Linked DNA regions of Homo sapiens: region 1 is linked to region 2. A link is a contact called in ENCODE Hi-C or POLR2A ChIA-PET data. All regions are on one chromosome and are shown on one strand. The core of a region is the stretch at or near the end of the contact, and the rest is flanking DNA. Distances in the headings are between cores, read along the strand shown.

Region 1 (4,255 bases), core at 741-3,240, 62 kb before region 2:
GAGAGGCGGGGAGCCTAAGCCCCAGGCCTTATTTACTTGGGGTACCCCCTGGCTCTGACCAGGGCCTTGTGGCCTCAGTGTAGCACAGACCCATCTACCCACAGGCCCTGGAAGCCTTGGTGGGTCTCCCCTCCTGCTGGGACACTCTAGGGGCCGCTCTTCCTGTACTGCTGGGCTGGACAAGCCCTGAGGCCCAGCAACTCCATGCTCCACAGCCCACTGTGTTGCTTGTAGGTCAGTTCTGGCTCCTATATCACAGCCCAGGCACTGTGCCTGATACCTAGGTCCAGAGTATAGGGCACTCTGCCCATAGAGAGCCATTGGAAGGGGGAGTGGCAAAAGTGAACAGGTAGATAATTAAGTAAACTAACCTAAGGAACGTGGGAGGTGCAATATCTAAAGACCAAGCTGACTTTCTGTGTGAGCTGGGAAAGCGGGGAGCTGTTTGCATTGGATCTTGAAGGACGCATAGGAGTTTGCCCTTGGCAGCAGGGACAGGCTTATGATACAGATCCAGGCTCTTTGTCGGTGTTGTCTCTCAATGTTTATAAACACTGGCGGGCAAGCACTGAGTCGCAAGGGAGTATGGTGATGGTGCTGGCTTCTTTGCTCTTGGAGAAGTCAGAGATGTTGGGCCCCCAGCCATGGCCTGCATGGCTCATGCTAAACATGTTTGTGGCCACTTCTCAAGAGGGCTGACACTTCCAAGGGGGCTTCCCGTGACAGATTGCCGTCTGGCAAGTGGCAGAACCACCAGGAAGGGGAGGAGACAGAGGTGGATCTGCAGCTGCCAGCCCAAGTTCCCCGGGGAGATGGCAGGATGGGTGCGGGTGGACAGCCATTATGGGGAGGAGCACCTTTCAGGGTGCTCTTTAGGGGAAGTGGTGGGTAAAGCGGGCAAATAACTGGGGTGGGAGACTTAAGCATACATTCCTTAAGTCCCCCAGAGGAGAGAGGAGAGGGAGAAAATTGGGGGGCGGCGATGACATTGGGACTCAGAGAAGGTTTGGGGCTTCAGTGAGGGACAGAAGGCGTGGGAGAGGCAGAGCCCAGGAGCGGGGCGCAGGGAGCAGTGGTGTCCTTGGGAGCCAGCCCTCCTGCGCCTTCCCCCAGCTGGCCACCTTCTCCCTCTGGGGGCATCCAAGTCGCTGGGAAAGGGGACCCTGTCTTCTATTCTTGAGGGTGCCCTCCACCCTACCTGCAGGCCTGTGTCCAAGAGCAGGGCCTTCTTCACCCCCGGGCCCTGCACCCCTGGTCCCTGCACCCCTGGTCCCTTCCTGCTGAGTGTCTGCTGGGTGCCTGGCACTGTGCCTGCCACATCCTATGTCACTACAGCTGTGCGGCCTGGTGCTCCCACTCCACACTCATCCCGAGGCCCCCAGCCATGCCTTCCTCCTTCCTCAGCGGCGCTGCCTGGCCTTGGCCCCCTGGCTCTGGCAGTCTTACCTGTGTTCCCTGCCCCCGCCTTCCCCGATTGCTGACTGCTCCGACCTAGGCTGATGGTGCAGGGGCGGCTCTGGAGCCTTCTGCAGAGGAGAAAGGGGCTGCCTGACCCAGGGAGGGGAGAGGGATCAACTGGAGGAAGCCCTTGTCCCACCCACCTGCGGTCAGGCTCTTGGTGATATGGTGCATGGATGTCGTGTGCTGAGGAACAGCTGTGGCTTGCCGCCCTCTGCTCCGGTACCTGTCTGAGTCTGGCCAGCAGCTGGGAGCCTGCTGTGCTGGTGGGAAGCTGCGCTTGGGTCTCCTCCCTGCTCCGGGGACGGGCTCGACACAGCGGTGCCATACGGGCATCATCAGCTTGGCATAGATGTGCAGTCTGTTGAACTTCCTACTGAGGGTCAACCCTGCAGTGTGTGGTTGCGTTCTGGCGCACGGAGGCCCAGACTCCCTGCTCCCTTCAGGGCCTGGTCCAGAACACTCAGTGGAGGCCTGCCACGTCAGCCCTGTGGCCGCTGAGCCCTCTAGGGGTCAGAGCGTGACAGATGGTAGCTCAGGACTGGTTTCGGGAAGCTCTTACCTCTCCTGAGCAAGAAGTCCGGCAAACAGCCACACAGTGGCCCCGGAAGGCTCTTCTGCTCAGTCATATGGATGGGGAAACTGAGGCTCAGAGAGCTGTGTCACCCCGTCTAACCAGGATTGAAGCCAGACCAGGCAAAAAGCCCATGGTCTTTGCCCTCACCTCAGTCTCCCAAGTTAATGTCATATGTTAAAAATAATAATCCTTTCTTTATATTTTTCTTTAAAAACATTATGAGAACGTAACTGATGCACATGGTGAAAAAATCAAGCAGAGCAAGAGAATGCGGAGTGAACAGTGAACACCTCACCGTGCCCCCCCGCCGCGCCCCCCCGCCGCGCCCCCCACGCCGTGTCCCCCCCACACCGCGCCCCCTCCGCCGCGCCTCCCCCCCGCCGCATCTCCCACCGCTGGGTCTCCCCCCACATCTCCTGAGGCAGCCCCTGTCCCTGTTCACTGGTTGACTTTAAAAAGCGAAGACGCAGCTCAGTGGCCGCCCAAGCACAGTGACTGCTCTTGAGACCTGAGTCGTTAAGAAAATGTTCAATTAGATTTAGTGTAATTATTTATCTTTCCAAGGAATTGAACAGTACTCTTTTACAAAGATTTATCTCCACAAAGGACTGTAGATAAAACGGTGTTCGTATGTAAGACGCTCCTCTTCCACCACGCAGAGCCCTTGGCCTGGACTCCCATGTGGGTTTCTCAGGCTGTCCAGGCCGAAGAAGCTTTCTGGGAGGGGAGGCTGTTCCTGTAGGGGGGAGGCTGGGCACTTTGCAGGTGCAAACACAGGAGGGCCCTGCGTGCTCGGGTTTGCACGGGTGGGTGCCCACCTGGTGGTGGGCTTCCTCCAAGCCCCCCTTTCTCCCAGCCCCAGCCTGAGAGCATCCGCTGGCCCTTTTGTCTGGACTCAGACCCTTCATGTGACATTTCTTGACCAGGCCCCTTGCCTCACGTGTGCTGTTCTTAGAAAATGATCTGAAATCAAATTAAATCAACCGTGGTGACTAGTCAGATTCTGCGGGGCCTCCTGGTGGGCACCGGCCCCCTCCCCTCCTGCCTCATAGACTCTGTGGCTCCCATTGGGTGGCACTGACTCCCTCAGGGCGCCCTGAAGCCAGGGCAGGAGCTCCTCTGCAGGCCAGGCTTTGTGGGGTACGTTCATGGCCTCTTCTCGATGGCCTCAGCAGCCTTAACCCGATTCCTTCCTTGTGTCTCTTGGGCTCTGGACTGTGGTTGATGCTGGTCAGCTCCCTCTGTCCCCCGTCCCTCCTCCCCTCTCCCTACCCCCAGGCTGTCAGTTTGTGAATGTCCCTTCGCCCTTACTCTGGGCCTCCATGGCCTCTGCGTTGACACCTGGACAGTGGAGGCTCTCAGGACCCTCTCCTCCAGCTTTTCAGTTTAAGGATGTGATGTTTCTCTCTCCCTACAAAACCTTCCATGAGTCCCCATGTCTGACTGCACAAATCCCAATATAACTGCCCTCTGGAGCTGGGCCTTCCAGACAAGGCCAGCTTTATTTGCCTCTGGGGAAGACTCAGCAGGGCCTCATGGACGTGGTACAGAGCCCCCGAGGATGCCTGCTGAGAGGCCTGTGGACATGGACTCTTGGTCCAGCCGACCCACAAGGATACAGGCCTGTAGGTCACACAGGAGCTGAACGGGGCCCCTCCGCCACCCTCCCGAGGGCCTGACTGATCCTTCTTCTCTGCACAGCCCCCCAGGGCGTGCCATCTGCCAGGGCTCTGCCAGCCGTCGGGAAGCCGGCCTCTGTTCTGCTGGTGTTGAGTGGGGCCAGCTGAGAGTGGCTTGTGAGGGGCACCCACTTCCTCACAGTTTCTGACTCACAGCCATCTGCCCGAGGCCGGGCCGGTGGCTGAATGCTTAATGGGGAGTGTTTATGGGGAGATTAATCGGCTCTCTCTCTTTCTCCTTGTCTGTCTCTGTCTCTGTCTCTCGCTCCCCCATTTTCCTCCCCAGGGGGGCTTTCTCTGTGGTCCGACGCTGTGTCAAGCTCTGCACCGGCCATGAGTATGCAGCCAAGATCATCAACACCAAGAAGCTGTCAGCCAGAGGTAGGGCATGGGGAGTGTCCTGCGCAGCTGCTGTCAGGCTGGGGCAGGGGCTTTGGAGGCCGTGCCCTGTGGACTGGGCAGCAGGCCCCTCCCAGTCTTGGCCAGCACTTGGCCCACCCTGCCTGTGGCTCCATGCACAGATGCAGTGGGGTTCCTGGAG
Region 2 (4,134 bases), core at 708-3,207:
AGGTTATGGTTATGAAGTGTGTATGACATATGTGTATAGGAAGAGCGTCCGAAAGAGCAGGTTTGTTGCCGACCCCAGCATTCGCAACCCTGAGGTCCACAGCTTTCTCCTGATGGGAGGGGAATGGGTGGCAAAGGGTCTGCGCGTGTGGCAAGGGCTAGCACGCCAGGAGCTGCTGGCTTGGGTCAAGGTGGACCTGCTGGGCCGGGACAGAAAAGTGTCAGTCCCGGCCTGAGACGCTCTAGCATTAGAGCTGTCCAAGTCCAGACAGCAGGGAGCAGGTGGGGATCGGGAGGCGCGGATCTGGGGGGCAGCTGGGGCCAGGCTGAAACAGAGCGGGCGGGACAGGAAGCACAGGCTGGGCAGCCTCCCCGGCCAGGGAGGAGCCAGGCTGGGCCACCTCCCGGTCTGTCTGCCGACTACCCGCAGTATCACTTACAGGGATGGATGACATCCCAGGGCTGCTGCCACCCCCACCTGTGGGGAGACACCAGACTGGGGGTGGTGTGGAGATACTCTTAGAGAAGAGGCTGCTGGGCCACGGGCTCGGCATGGCAGGGCAGTGGCTAGGTAAGTACTTGAGGGACAGGTGGGGTCTGCTTGCCACCGTCCCCTCTGCAGGCTGGGCCTGGGGGCTGCTGCAGGCGGCCAGGGCAGAAGGGTGTGGGGAGAGTGAACCCACAGGAGCAGCGGCTCGAGGAGGGGGATGCAGGCTGCAGGCTCAAAGGGGCACTGGATCCACCCTGGGTGCCCGAGAGAGCAGGGGGCAGCCCCTGGAGGGGTACTCACCCCCAGAGCTTCTGTGGTCGGCTGAGGACCCCCAGCAGGGGTTGACTGAGGGGATCAGAGGCAAGCAGCTGAGGGGAGAGGCCAGGTTCTTGATGCTGATAGGGTCGGGGTGCCTGGGCGACCAGAACTCAAGGAGGGAGGCATGGGGAGGGGCCGCCGTGCAGCTGGGGTGGGTGCACCGCAGAGCCTCTGGGAGTGGTCAGAACCCCCGACACCTGCCACTTCTACAGCAGCTCATCTGATTTTAAGGGGCTTGCTGCCCTTGCAGAAGTGGAGGGGTGTGCCCAAAGGAGCCTGCCTGGAAGGTCACCCCATCAGGTTGGCATGACCCCAGCCCAGGACTGCAGCCTGCCCTCAAGGTCTGTGCAGTATCTGGGGTGAGTCCTCTGAGGACAGGGCCCAGGGTGGGTGTGGAGTGGCCAGCTCGGGGCTCGGTGTCCAGGCTCACCTTCAGGGGCCACAGCACAGACCTGCCCTTCCAGAGTCTTCCCTGAGCTTGGCTGGGGAGGAGGGGGCTGCAGGAAGGAGCTGTGAGCAGGGCAGGATGGAGATTCGTGTGGCCCTCCTGGGAGGGGCTGGGCAGGGCTGGGAAAGGGGTGGGTGAGATGTTCCGGAACTCAGGGAAAGGAAGAGTCTGGGTACTGCCCTGGGGGCACCTGGGCCCAGGTGGCAGGTGGCCAGCTTTCTGCCTCCTTTCCACCTCCTTTCTCCAGAAGGCACCCACCAGCTGTGTAAATAGGGCAGGTGCCCACGGCCCGCCTCAGGCCCCGTCTCCTCCCCACCCACGCTCTCTAATCGCGGATTATACACAATCCAGCCTGATCCCTGGGCAGCTGCCCTCCCTCCCGCAGCCACCTCTGGCTCTGAGAGATGGGCTTGGGGCCAGCCTGGGGTCCCAGGAGTCCAGGCCAGGATGAGAACCTGCTCTGACCCCACCTGGACGCATTAGGCCTGCCTGGACCTGTTGCCTCACCCCAAGAGAGCCACAGGCAATGCAAAGGCTCCTGTTCATGTCAGGGCACCTGGAAGGCCTGACTTGCAGAGGCTCTTGGCTCGTGCAGACCCCTCCAAGCCCAGGCCCTGCCCACCACCTCCCCTTTGTCTCTGGAACTGCCAGGACAGCTTGTCCTCAGCCAGCAGGTTTCCCGACCCGGGCACCTCTTCATGTTGGGCCCCCCTCCTTTCCCTCCATCAGGGATCATGCCCTTCTTCAGGGGCCTGGATATCAAGGACACAAAAGCTCCCATGTGCTATGTGGGGAGGCAGAGTGGGGGCTGGGTTGAGCTGGGGTCTGGGCAGCGCCATTCCGCAGGGCAGGGGCAGCCTAGGCTTCCCATCTGTGGAATGGGTGGGTGGGTCTCACAACGGACCTGCTTCCCGTACTTCAGCACGGTTACCACTCTTGATTGGAACTCTGACCATGCATCTCCTCTTCTGTTTACTTCACGCTTTCTCTTCCCATCAACTCCCATTTTAATTACAATTTGTTTAAAAGCACTGCATATTACTTCATTAAACAGAAGATTAGTTTCACTTACCATTAGTGTAAGGTGACTATAGAACCAAAGCAGACTGGAAACCAAATGACATAATGTCATTCTCTTCTCCATTCCAGCTGCCTGCTGCTGTGCGCCTGAGAACCCCTGTGGAGTGGGAGGGGCAGCTGTCTCTGTACATTAGAAAGGGAGGTTAACTAAGTGACAGGAGGTGTTTGGGACATGTGGACACCAGACTTCTCTCTTGATGCAAGGAGGGCAGAGCCAGGCAGCCTAGTGGGGGCTGGCTTGGGGGCTGCTGGAAGGACTGGCTACAGGTGGAAGAGAGGTCAGACCTGAAGCTTGGGGCCACCTCCAGGAAAGGACAGGTGAAAGTGGAGGCATGAGGCAGGGGAGAGGCAGGTGCCAGGCAGAGGGTGGAGAGGAGGCAGGAACATAGCAGCTGGGGCGGGGGCGGGCCTCAAGTGTCATATGCTACTTTCCTGGGGCCCAGGGGCAAGGACAGGAACAGCCACAGCATGTGTTGGGACAGAGCCCTGTGCCTTCCTAGAGCTGGGCAGGTGGAATGGGGCAGGAATGGGACTCGTGGTGGCTGCAGCAGGAACTGGAGGGGAAGGGGCTTCTGGATCCTGCAGCCTACCTTCCTAGAGGCCAGCTTTCCGGGGTCCACCAGGTGGGTGGGAACTGGGCTTGTGTAGCAAGACTGCCCTGAGGACCATCCATGACATGGTCTAGATGAAAGTTAGGAAAGAAAGGGAGACAAGCTGGCAGCAGAAGTACAGCTGGGTCAGGAGCAAGGGCCTTTCCAGATAGGGACAACCCAAGAGTGCACATGTGCCCACGCCACACAACACAGGCACACACGACACGTGCACGCTCATAGGCACTGCACACACACATGCACAGGTGCTCATGCATATGTATGAGCTTCATCTACACACATTCACATGCCGTCCTGCTTATGTGCATGTTTCCATACATGCACATGAATGCACAATCACGTGTACACACATGCATGTGATCACATACATGAACATGTGTGCACCCCACTCCTCAGGTGCCATCGGGCTCCTCCTGCTGTCACTGTGCAGCAGGGGACATGAGGCCCCAGAGCAGACAGGTGCAGCACAGGCGTTCCCAGGCAGTGCCCCACACACATGCATGAGCACACCCGGGCATGTGGCGCCTCCTTTGTGGACTCAGTCACCTGCCAGGTGGGCTCCCTGGTGGTGTGAGCTCCCAGAGGTCTGGCGAGAGAGATAAAGGCAACCCCACCACCAGGCGTGCTGAGAATTCCCTCTTCTGGCTGGGCACAGTGGCTCATACCTGTAATCCCAGCACTTTGGGAGGCCGAGGTGGGCAGATCACTTGAGGTTAGGAGTTTGAGACCAGCCTGGCCAATATGGTGAAACCTCATCTCCACTAAAAATATACACACACAAAAATTAGCTGGGTGTGGTGGTGTGCACCTGTAGTTCCAGCTACTCGGGAGGCTGAGGCAGGAGAATCGCTTGAACCTGGGAGTCAGAGACTGCAGTGAGCCGAGATCATGTCACTGCACTCCAGCCCGGGTGACAGAGTGAGACTCCATCTAAAAAAAAAAAAGAATTCCCTCCTCTGGGAATTTAGACCACAGACAGGTTGCATGTATGTGGCCGTTGGAGGCAGCACTCACAGCAAAGAGTGGAAACGTCACCACAGGGCCTGCCTTCTGGTGAAAATGGTGTCCTGCAGGGCGGGCAGCTGTTTGAGGGCAGGTGTCCCAGGTGCGGCCTGCAGCAGCCTGAGGGTCACAGAGCGCAGTGCTGGGAGTGCAGAGACTTCCCCCACAGGGAGAGTTCCCAGGAAC

The links. Hi-C counts contacts between places; a loop is a spot of excess contacts on that map. ChIA-PET counts read pairs that join two places held with the same protein, here RNA polymerase II (POLR2A). Pooled maps may share reads with other maps.
Region 1: a loop to region 2 is called in a map of posterior cingulate gyrus, with 6 times the contacts of the local background. The contact joins two enhancer-like sites. A Hi-C loop is called at or near these places in 2 of 168 maps with a recorded cell type or tissue (endothelial cell of hepatic sinusoid and posterior cingulate gyrus) and 1 of 50 pooled maps. POLR2A ChIA-PET finds 5 or more read pairs at or near these places in 2 of 52 experiments (B cell and K562).

Annotation. Positions count from the first base shown.
Region 1 is chr7:44,283,971-44,288,225 of GRCh38, reverse strand. CAMK2B (calcium/calmodulin dependent protein kinase II beta) reads left to right here. Exons shown (of 24, transcript NM_001220.5): 2 at 4,001-4,095. Among named protein-coding and RNA genes, the nearest start is that of CAMK2B, 39 kb to the left of the region's middle. RefSeq lists an enhancer at 4,140-4,255. Within about 2 kb of position 1,990, at least 3 of the 41 ENCODE cell types and tissues checked have a DNase peak (open chromatin) inside an H3K27ac peak, as active enhancers do.
Region 2 is chr7:44,222,199-44,226,332 of GRCh38, reverse strand. The region is part of intron 20 of CAMK2B (calcium/calmodulin dependent protein kinase II beta); the gene reads left to right. Among named protein-coding and RNA genes, the nearest start is that of YKT6, 23 kb to the right of the region's middle. Within about 2 kb of position 1,957, at least 4 of the 41 ENCODE cell types and tissues checked have a DNase peak (open chromatin) inside an H3K27ac peak, as active enhancers do.